2 separate regions of the Homo sapiens genome follow, and region 2 is linked to region 1. A link is an interaction called in ENCODE POLR2A ChIA-PET data of the cell type or tissue named here. Cell type or tissue: OCI-LY7. All regions are shown on one strand. Links, peaks and the distances in the headings refer to the core of each region. The heading gives the core; the rest is flanking DNA.

What was found. ChIA-PET counts read pairs that join two places held together with the same protein. Peaks named below come from ENCODE experiments on the same cell type or tissue, not always from the same donor. Only the 100,000 strongest peaks of a DNase experiment are listed, where the experiment ranks them.
Region 2: POLR2A ChIA-PET joins it to region 1 with 5 read pairs; 4 of 35 experiments call an interaction of 5 or more read pairs at or near these places.

The regions. Positions count from the first base shown.
Region 1 is chr2:113,858,730-113,864,116 of GRCh38, forward strand. ACTR3-AS1 (ACTR3 antisense RNA 1) reads right to left here. Exons shown (of 5, transcript NR_110174.1): 2 at 2,735-2,832. Among named protein-coding and RNA genes, the nearest start is that of ACTR3, 29 kb to the right of the region's middle. RefSeq lists a silencer at 3,270-3,319. In OCI-LY7, for the core only: no CTCF peak of the experiment used is centred there; DNase peaks (open chromatin) are centred at 822, 1,112, 3,192, 4,612 and 2 weaker places; H3K4me3 peaks cover 4,327 bases; H3K27ac peaks cover 5,000 bases.
Region 2 is chr2:113,963,641-113,969,027 of GRCh38, forward strand. No RefSeq gene overlaps it. Among named protein-coding and RNA genes, the nearest start is that of LINC01191, 13 kb to the right of the region's middle. RefSeq lists an enhancer at 3,192-3,486. In OCI-LY7, for the core only: CTCF peaks have their summits at 521 (motif pointing right), 720, 2,203 (motif pointing right) and 2,405; a DNase peak (open chromatin) is centred at 2,201.

The DNA of each region.
Region 1 (5,387 bases), core at 187-5,186:
GCCTAGAAATTTCATGTGGAACTGACAAATTGTGAATAAGTTGAAGTTTTGAGTTATCAGAAAGGAGGAGTGAGCAGTTATGAACAAGCAGAAGCTATAGGTAAGCCAAAATCAAACGGTATTTATAGGAGAGTTGAAAAATTAGTAGAAATGGGAATGGTAGCAGTACAGTTGGAGGGATGCTGAGTCACTGCATTTATGGGATCCCTGAACTTGCCAAGGCAGCAAGAAGATGACTCAGATTGGTGACTCTTCCACTGGATGCTTCTAGTTCCTGAGTGACTTCCAGAGTCCAAGAGGCCCAGCTCGACAGCTTTTCTTGATATGCCAGAAGGTCCTTAAAGTCCTTATTTCCATAAATACCGTCACGATACCCCTGCTCCCATCACCCAGATGAACCGCTGTTCTTTGTAGTGAAATGGTCTTAACAAACATCTCAATAATAACATTGGCTAACACTTATTTAACATGGATTATGTGCCAAGCACTGAGATATTAATTTTACACATTGTACCTCACTTAATTTTCTCAACAATCCTATGAGGCAGGTACATATTATTCTTACCAATTTATGGATGGAGAAACCTAACTTAGAGAGGTTACCTTGCTTGTCCAAGTCACATCTTCTGTAGGGGAGCTAAGTCTGAAGCAGATCTGTATAACTCTAGAGTCCAAACATGTAATTATATTTAACTTCTCTCAAGTTACTCAGTTCCCTTGGGATCATTTCGGGTGTAGAGAGTGTAAGTAATTTAACTTTAAGTCATAAAATAAGAAATGTAGCAACCAGAACTAAAAGGGGAAAAAAGACTCATCATGAATATCACGTGTTATAAAATAATCATGTGTCTTGCTGAAACTTCATAAAAGAGAAGTTCTAGAAAGTTATCCCAAAGCAAGAAGTGGTGAATGGGAATTTATTACTAATTTTAGATACATAATATGTGCCAGATGTATTGTCCTATTTGAACAAATGGCTAAGGAAAATATGTATTCTTTGTAGTTTAATAGTGGCCTCAATTTTCCTAATTTGCTTCATAAAGTCTTACGCTCTTGACAGGGAATTCTCCTGCAAAGGGGTTTTTAGAAATCAACCATGGATGTAGAGAAGAGACTACTTTGCATAAAAAAAAGAGAAGTGAAACTGTAGAGTTTAAAAAAAAAAATGTGGCCAGGGACGGTGGCTCATGCCTATAATCCCAGCACTTTGGGAGGCTGAGACAGGTGGATCACCTGAGGTCAAGAGTTCAAGACTAGCCTGGCCAACATGGTGAAACCCTTTCTCTACGAAACGTACAAAAATTAGCTGTGTGTGGTGGCGTGCGCCTGTAGTCCCAGCTACTCAGGAGGCTGAGGCAGGAGAATTGTTTGAACCCAGGAGGTGGAGTTTTCAGTGAGCTGAGATTGTACCACTGCACTCCAGCCTGAGCAACAGAGCGAGACTCATCTCAAAATAAATAAATAAAATAAAAAATATATGTGTAAGAAAAATAAACTGTGAGATATGAAGTGTAAAATTTCAACTCTTCTAATTATGCTGAATTAATAACTAAAATTTATTTTTCAAAAACTGGAAAATTTAGCAGAGATGTAGCTATTTAAAAATGAATAATAATGTTGAATATGTGTTTGCTCCATGAGGGCATAGATTTTTGTATTTCCTTCACTACTGGATCCTTAGAAGCTGGAACAGACTCTGTTATATAGTAGATGTTCAATAAAAATCTGTTAAATAGAACAAATAAATGACTGAACTCAGAAAACTGAGATTATTCTCTGAATTGTATCTCTAAATGATATACGAGCAAGTCATTTAGCATATTTGGATGCAAGTTTTATTTATTTATTTGTGAGATTTTTGTGTTATAAAAGATACTGCAAGGAGAGGGAATTTGTTCTACTAGACATAAAACCGAACAGCATGGCACTGGTTTAGGAACAGGCAATAAGTCAAAGGAACAGACTAGAAAATGTAGAGATAGACTTTGTATACACACATACACACACACTCACACTCACACTCACACTTATTTAAACAACATCAGTATATAATATAAAATGAATTGTTTATGACATCAGGCCATTGATTAAGATAAATAATATTAATTCCCTTTCAAGCCATATACAAAGCTAAATTCCAGATAGATCAAGGACTTGAACATGTTTTAATAAAAAAGCAAAGTATAGTCGGGCACGGTGGCTCATGTATGTAATCCCAGCACCTTGGGAGGCCAAGGTGGGTGGATTTCTTGAGGCCAGGAGTTCGAGACCAGCCTGGCAAACAAGGCAAAACCCCATCTCTACTAAACATACAAAAATTAGCCGGGCATGGTGGCACACACCTGTAATCCCAGCTACTACTCAGGAGGCTGAGGAATGAGAATCACTTGAACTTGGGAGGTGGAGGTTGCAGTGAGCTGAGATTGCACCACTGCACTGCAGCCTGGGTGACAGAGCGAGACTCTGTCTCAAAAAAAGAAGCAAAGTATAAAACTACTAGGAACAAAATTCACAAATTCATAGAAATGTTTTTTATAACCTTACCGTGGTGTATCCTTTGTAAGAGTAATGCCAGGCTAGGCCCAGTGGCACATGCCTGTAATCCCAGCACTTTGGGAGGTTGAGGCAGGTAGATCGCTTGAGCCTAGGAGTTGGAGACCAGCCTGGGCAACATAGTGAGATCCTGTCTCTGTGAAAAAAAATAATAATAATAACTGGGTGTGGTGGTACATACCTGTGGTCCTAGCTACTTGGGAGGCTGAGGTAGGAGGATTCTTTGAGTCCAGGAGGCAGACGCTGCAGTGAGCCATGACTGCACCACTGCACTCTTATCTGGGTGACAAAAAGAGAACATGTCTCAAAACAATATTTTAAAAAAGAGTAACACCAAAGCCAAAACTATAAATAAAACAGATTACAGTATGAACAATTATGTGCATTAGAGTGCAGGAGAAAATAAAAAGTGTTATGGAACTAAGAGGAAAACTTGGACGATTGAAGATGGTACCATACATCCAGGCTAATGATGTTACTTTAAAATATTTCTTATGCCTGTCACAGCGGCTCACGCCTGTAATCCCAGCATTTTGGGAGGCTGAGGTGGGACAATTGCTTGAGCCCAGGTGTTCAAGACCAGCCTGAGCAACACAGTGAGAACCTGTCTCTATGAAAAATAAAAAATTAACCAGGCGTGGTGCCATGCACCTGTGGTCCCAGCTGCTCAGGAGGTTGAAGTGGGAGAGTCACTCGAACCCAGGAGGTTGAGGCTGCAGTGATCGCACCACTGTACTCCAGCATGGGCAACCGAGGGAGACCCTGTCTCAAAAATAAAATAAATAGAATATTTCTTAAATTATGAAACTTTTATCGCATTACCAAAACTTTAGGGAAATAGAAAATAGAAAAAACATCCCCTGAGTACAACACAGTGACTATCATTTTTGCTTATTCCCTTGCAATATTTTTCATAGGCATTTTTTTGCTAAGATATTTCACATGCCATAAAATTCACTCCTTTAGAGTGTACACTTTAGTGGATTTTAGTATATTCACAAAGATGTGTAAGCATCACCACTCTTTTAATTCCAAAACGTTTTCATCCCCCACCCCAGAAAACATGACGGCAACCCATTAGCAGTTACTGTTCACCCCCACTCCCTCAGCCAAAATCTACTTTCTGTCTCTGTTTGTCATAGGCATGTTTTAAACCCATTTGAATTATAGAAGCCTTCTTTGTTTCATTTAAGTGTCTATCAGAAACAAGCTTTCCATAAGTGAACAGTCTTCAACCTTTTGTACAGAAAATCAACTCTAAAATGTTTGCAGAGGGCAAAATATAAAAGGAAGAAAAACAGAAAGAAAAAGGGTCATTCCAGGATACCAATTAAAAGATGAAAATGTACACAATTTATAAGCAAGTATACAACACAGGTCAAGAAGTGAATAGGGATTCTTTGATGCTTTCACTTTCTTAGTAAAAAAAAAAAAAAAAAGAAGAAAAAGTAAATAGGGCCAGGAGCGGTGGTTCACGCCTGTAATCCTAGCACTTTGGGAGCCAAGGCAGGTGGATCACCTGAGGTCAGGAGTTCGAGACCAGCCTGGCCAATATGGTGAAACCTCATCTCTACTAAAAATACAAAAAATTAGCCAGGCATGGTGGTGGGCGCCTGTAATCCCAGCTACTCGGGAGGCTGTGGCAGGAGAATCCCTTGAACCCAGGAGGTGGAGGTTGCAGTGAGCCAAGATCGTGCCATTGCACTCCAGCCTGGGCAACAAGAGCGAAACTCCATCTCCAAGAAAAAAAAAAAAGTGAAACAGCACTAGGTCAGATTATTGAAGAAAGGAACATTTTCTGGGGTCTGATGGTTTTACTATTGTGTTATCCTCAAAAAAATTTTTTGACCAAGGCAGTACACGCACATATTTACAAAAAAGTCAACAATGCTGAAGAGCTTATTGTAAGAGGTAAGAAAGCTTTGCCAGTCCTTCCCACCCCCAACCCACCCCGTTACCTTCCACTCAAGCCCTAGAACAAGTCTGACTTCTTAACGGCTACAGTTTCAAAAATTCTTCTGGGTGGTTACTTCCCTATCTCTAAATAATACAGTTATATCACCACTTCTTTATTTATCAGACAGACAGGCTTTATCTGTGGACTTCCTTCCTATTCTGATAGATGAGAACTTAGTTCACTTACACCCTCCTCCCTCCCAATATGGATGTCTCATTATTTTTAGTTCCTCTATTGTAATTTTAGGTAACTTATTTACTTGAATTCCTCTTTGTAATTTTCTTAATATATGAATATTTGCTTCCTGTTCTGCTAACTGTAACTTGTATCTCTCAAGTCCCCACTTTGTGTGGATCTTCTTCCCTTCTACTTCCAAAATTCTGTCTGCATGTTGTTTTCTAGATTTCAATAGACTAAGTGAAAAAGTTCAAAGGACCAGCACAATGGAATATGAAGTTTTAACAAATGACATTCAAAAAACTGTGAAGTGGTTCACGCACATAAGCAAGAAACTAATATAGGAACACACATCCATCCATCATTCAGCTTTTTCAAATCTTAACATTATCACATATTTGCTTCCCTTTAAAAAGAGAAAGCATTGTCAGTCCACTGAGACCCCATGTACTATTGATTGTATTTCTCTTCTACCTCAATATTCATCATTATATCAAAATCGCTCTTATTAACTCAGCATTTACCATTCTACCACTTGATTTTATACTTTTGACACATACTTTGGCATCCATAAACATTGTATATTAGGCTGGGCATGATGGCTCACTCCTGTAATTATAGCATTTTGGGAAGCTGAGGCGGGTGGATAGCTTGTGCTCAGGAGTTTGAGACCAGCCTGGGCAACATGGTGAGACCCTAT
Region 2 (5,387 bases), core at 182-5,181, 100 kb after region 1:
GCAGATGCTTAAACATTTGTTGAATAAAGTTATCTTCCTTTTAAGATGGTCCATTGAAAAAATGGAGCAGCCGTTATATGTCTATATATGTTTTAATGACCTCAAGCTCAGAGATCTGCTAGTGATCTCACCTTTAGATAACATCTGAGTTGAATGTCTGTGGAGTCCCCTGCCACTGGTATATCTCAAAAGAAATAGCATTATTTGGTCTGGGCAGTACTGTCTTTGTCTATTTATCTATCTTCACCTCTATAAAGTGGGAGGTTGCAACTCTGTGGGCAGTATTCCTCAGGGCACTAGAACAATGAATGAAATGGTGTTACGTATTTTCCCCTCAAGGAGAAATGACTTCTTAAACCCCAAGTGGAAGATTTTTCATTCCGTCATTAGTATTCTAGTATTCTTTTTGAAATTGAAGTAGCAACATGCCTTTGACCTGTTTCACAAAGTTGACAAACGACTTTTTGAGACATTTAGCCAAGAGATGGAAGGAGTGGCAGATGTGGCTTCTGAGCTTACTCCTTCCGTCCACCCACTAGATGTCTCTCTTTTCTGCCCTTATCTGTAAGTGAATATATTTAAATAAGGCTTGCTATTAAAATCAAATTGAATCTGGACTATGGAAATAATGCATTTCATTTTCTTATTTAAAGCATGCCATTTTCAGTAATATACCCATGACTTGAGTAAAACCAAAGATGTTCTTTAGGGTATGACAGTAATTTGCAGTGGGATTTATTTATCAGCAGTATTGATTTGGAACATTCTATATGCTAAGCACTCTTCAAGATGCTGGGGGTAGTGGTGAATGAAATACGTGATTTTTGCATTCTGGAACTTTAAAAGTATATTCAAGCTACAGCAAAGTAACGTTAAAATTTCAAAATCAGAAATAAGATTGTTTACATTCTTGCATTAATGAAATCCAGGAGAGGTAAAGGATTGAGTAACATTCTAAGATTTATTTTTTTTTGCCCTTGAAATTCTCTTTTTACAGTACTTGCTAGTGTTCTCTACATTTTTTTAAGGTTAGACTTTGTACAGTTTCTCCAGTTGAAAAGATGCGAAGTTAATTGCATAATTACTGAAACGTAAGACATGTTCATCCCTTAATATTACATTACACATACATGATAACTGGCTTTAATTCATCGTGCAGATTTGAGGCACTCATAAACTGGCCCTACATTTGTCCATTGAAAATATATGTACTATAAATGAAGGTTTCTTCCCTGGAAGAGAAAGTTCAGAAACTGTTTCCATATTTGCAACATGTGATCTAGAACTACATAAGTGGTACGTTTTTCATGTTTCAATCTGAATCCTAAGTGATGGCATGGATTGGTTTAACCAGTTGCTCTGTATTATTTTAGCATAGAACTGACCATTGGCATCCCGCTCCCAAGATAATTTTCCTAAGGTGAGCTTTACCATGGAAGAAGATTGTGATTTTGATTTTATATCCCAAAATATATTTACTCAAAGTATGCTTTCCTCTGTATCCTAATAATTTAAGTTGGCTATTTTCCACAGAAAATTTCAATAACTTAAAAATGCTCAAAGTTATAAAATTACCTTAAGAACGAACTCAAAATGTATGGTGTTCTGAGGTCCAGGCGTTATGTGCTCGGGGTCCCTTACATCCTTGGCTAGATCATTACCCTTTCCAAAGTAGCTGGCCTCCTTGGGCTTATTATAAACTTACAAATGAGCAACTATAGAAGGAAGTAAAGTTCCTTAAGAAAGTGGATGCGGGCCATTTTAGCTTAAGTAGTAAGCAAACGAGCTGAAGCTACACTTATCAAGAAAGCAAACAGCTTTCTTCCATGTGCTGCCAAATTCTTTTAGAGTATCCTTATAAAACCTGCAAAATGGACTCAAAATTTATAGCTTAAAGCTAACACTTATAAAGAAGATCCGCATCCCAGGTTGTGAGTTTTGGGGATAGCACTTCAGAATGAGATAAAAGCTGCTTGAGGTTAGATACATATGAAGGCTTGTAAATATTTTGAAAAATGGAATTAATATGTGTTCTGGCAGCACAAAAGTCTTTTAGGTAGCCTTGAGTTATTTTAGAGTGAGGGAGCTTTCCCTTCACATCTCATTGTGCCAAGTAGGACTCCTGCTCTAAGATGTCTTACACACCTGGCTCTAAGCAGCAGCTGTAGTAATGCATATGTGATGTCGCTGCTGACCTCAAGAGGGGGCTCCACACATTGAGTAAAAACAAAGCAATCTTACATGGAGAGGCCTTCCTGACACTTGTCATCACTGCTGCCTTTGAATGTGTACCTTAGTGTCATCTCTGAGATAAGGGCCAGTTCTAATACATGTGGCTGATCAACAGGACATGGTTGAATACTTGGTAAGGACTTCTCTTTAGGAATGGTTTTCATGTATTAATCTAGTTTTAATTAATCTAAACATTGATGAACTTGATTATATTTTGGTGCAGAGCTGAACTGCTTTATCAGATGGGAAGTTTTGTCTCATGTTCACTAAATCCAAGTAAGTTTACCCTAGAATTATTAAAAACAGAGAGAAGTTCTAGTTTCATGTCTTTCACGCTTCTGAACAACAACTTTTTGTGCTATCTGTTCTCTGATTTACACCCACCAGACTAATTTACAAACAACTCCTTGCAGTGTATTAACGTTTCATGATGAGATGAAGTGGAAAGTGTTCTATGACACAAAAGCCCTTTACTCAAGGGGTACCGCAGGGTTGAGAAAAGCTTTCCACTCCAAATGGTGTCATTATGTTCTCTATAATGGGTGCGATTGTTTAATAATGACATATTTGAGCTGAGATGATTGAACATACATTATTTGAGTAATAAAAACTCAATAGGCTATGCCTTTTTAAGCAGTTAATGTATGCCTAGGGTAAGATAAGACAGAAAAGCCTCGTTGTCATCCTCCATAAAAAGAGCAAAATCTTAAAGGTGCAGGTTTGAAAGTATATTTCTGTAAACGGGATTTACACAGAAGGCTATCCTGTGTGCATAGCTGTTTCCTTTGAAAAGTTCCCTTTGTAGGAGCAACTTTGTTGAATAGATTCCTATTGAAATCCTATTAAAATAATGGTTTTTTTCCAGCTGAGGAGGATTGGCTTGCCTTCAGTTTTGCAAGTGGGAAGCTCTTCTAATTTTAGGAGAGCTCCCTAACCTGCCACTTGACCTAACCTCTTTAGGTTGATGAACTTGAAATACTGCTGCTTCTTGGTAATCAGGTTCAGTCCAAAATTTTTTTCTAAGTATGTACCATATAAGAGACACTGTGCCAGACCTTGGCGGGAATACAGTGTACTTTGTATTTACAGTCTCGCATGGAGACAGCCCTGAATATTACTAACCAAAATGCAGGACAGTGTGTGTTTAGTGTTGTAACGGAAGTGAGTAAGTAAAAATTAACTCAGACTGAGGAAGTATAAATCTGTCTTGTCCTTCATCACACACAGATAAAGCCAGGAGACAATATTTCTCCCAAGGACCTGCTACAGCTATAACCTGTCATAACTCCCTTCGAGTGACTATTTCCCTTCTTACTCGCTGAGAAACTTTCTTCTCTAAAATCACAGACTATCAGAAAATCTACGGTTGAAAGTTCTATCAGTAAGAATGAAACATCCCACTTTTACATAATTCACTTTGACAGAGAGAAGCAGCCTTGATTCCCAAAGGAAATGCAGAACTTCAGATAAGGACTTCTTGGACACACATTCCACATCTATCTTAACTATAGTTTCCATGGATACAGGATCCTAGGCCCACTTGCACACCTGATCCCTTTAGACACAGCCCTGCTTTGTTCTGAGCCTATGGAAATGCTGATTCATTTGAATTTTACCCTACCCTTAAATCTTAATTTCTGTGGTTCCTCTGTGTATAGTTTCCTTCATGATAATGGGTCATCTTTGTCAGACTATAGGTTTGTTAACAGTATTTGATACTGCAGACATGAGACCACGAAAACTGTATTGATTTTTTTATTTCAGTAATTCTCAATTTAGCATTATATATGTGTGTGTATTTACATAATATGTAACATATATCCCTTTATCCTGTTTTTTCCACTTTTAATGGTTTTGCCTTTTTTTTTCCTTTTTTTTTTCTTTTTTTCTTTTTTTTGAGACAGAGTCTTGCTCTATCACCCAGGCTTGAGTGCAGTGGCTTGATCTCACCCCATTGCAACCTCTGCCTCCTGGGTTCAAGTGATTCTTGTGCCTCAGTCTCCTGAGTAGCTGGAATTACAGGCATGCACCACCACACCCAGCTAATTTTTGTACTTTAGAGACGGGGTTTCAACATATTGGCCAGGCTTGTCTCGAACTCCTGACCTTAAGGGATCTGCCCAACTCTGCCTCCCAAAGTGCAGGGATTACAAGCGTGAGCCACCGTGCCCAGCCAGTTCCACCTGATTTTTAAAATTGCGTTGGCCAGCATTGGACACACAGTAAATGTTTAATAAATACTTTCCACGTTGAATCAAAGAAGTTTCCTATCTTAGCTATTTCCTTGAAACTTTCCTGAAGTTTGAAACCTAACAGATCATCAGTGACGTCCTCATCACAGTTTCACCTCTGCCTAATAAAGCACAAATTACTCTTAAGCAGTGAGGCGCTGTGCAGTTGAAGCCTTTTATAACTCCATTTGTCTGCAGTCACCTAAATGTCAGTGGACAGATGTGTTTGTCATAGTGTGTGATAAGTGCAAATAACCCTTGTTAGTAGTGTCATTAGAGGTGAAATAGATGCATAGGAACTAAGAGGTCATAAGCTGTCAGGTTTTACTCTAAGGAAATATAGAATGTCATTTGCACCTGAAAATGTGCAGAAGTAAATGGACAATTCTTCACCCCAATCTGTTTTTCAAAGCTTTGCATGTTTACATTTGTTCATCCACTACCTTAGTCACAGCATAGTGAAATAAACCATAAATTAAAAATAGCTCAGCGTACCACTGAAGAATCAATAGATCTGAATATAGTAGCGTAGAAAAAGCTTCGGTTTACTGGATGTACCTTCAAGGTGGACCATACCCTTTAGGTAGAGGATTAGTGGAGAACAGAAATCTCTGCCTCTCTATGGCTAGAAGTGGATCTATGTCATTGACCTACCTACAGTGGCACTTTTCCTTACTTGAAAGTTGGGTATACAGTGACCTCACCTACTCATAGAACCTGCAAAAGTGGGAATTAATAGAAAAAGGCTTTTGAGTAGCCAAAAAGGATTTGATAAAGTTAATATTCTAAGTTAGCCTGTTCTCTTACCACATAGTATGTCTCCTCAGTTCTTGTTTGCTTGATGCAAAGTTCTGAAGCTTAGTGACAAGGGACTTACCTTTGTCCCTGTTCCTACATCCTTCTAGGCTCTAACTGGTTTGATGA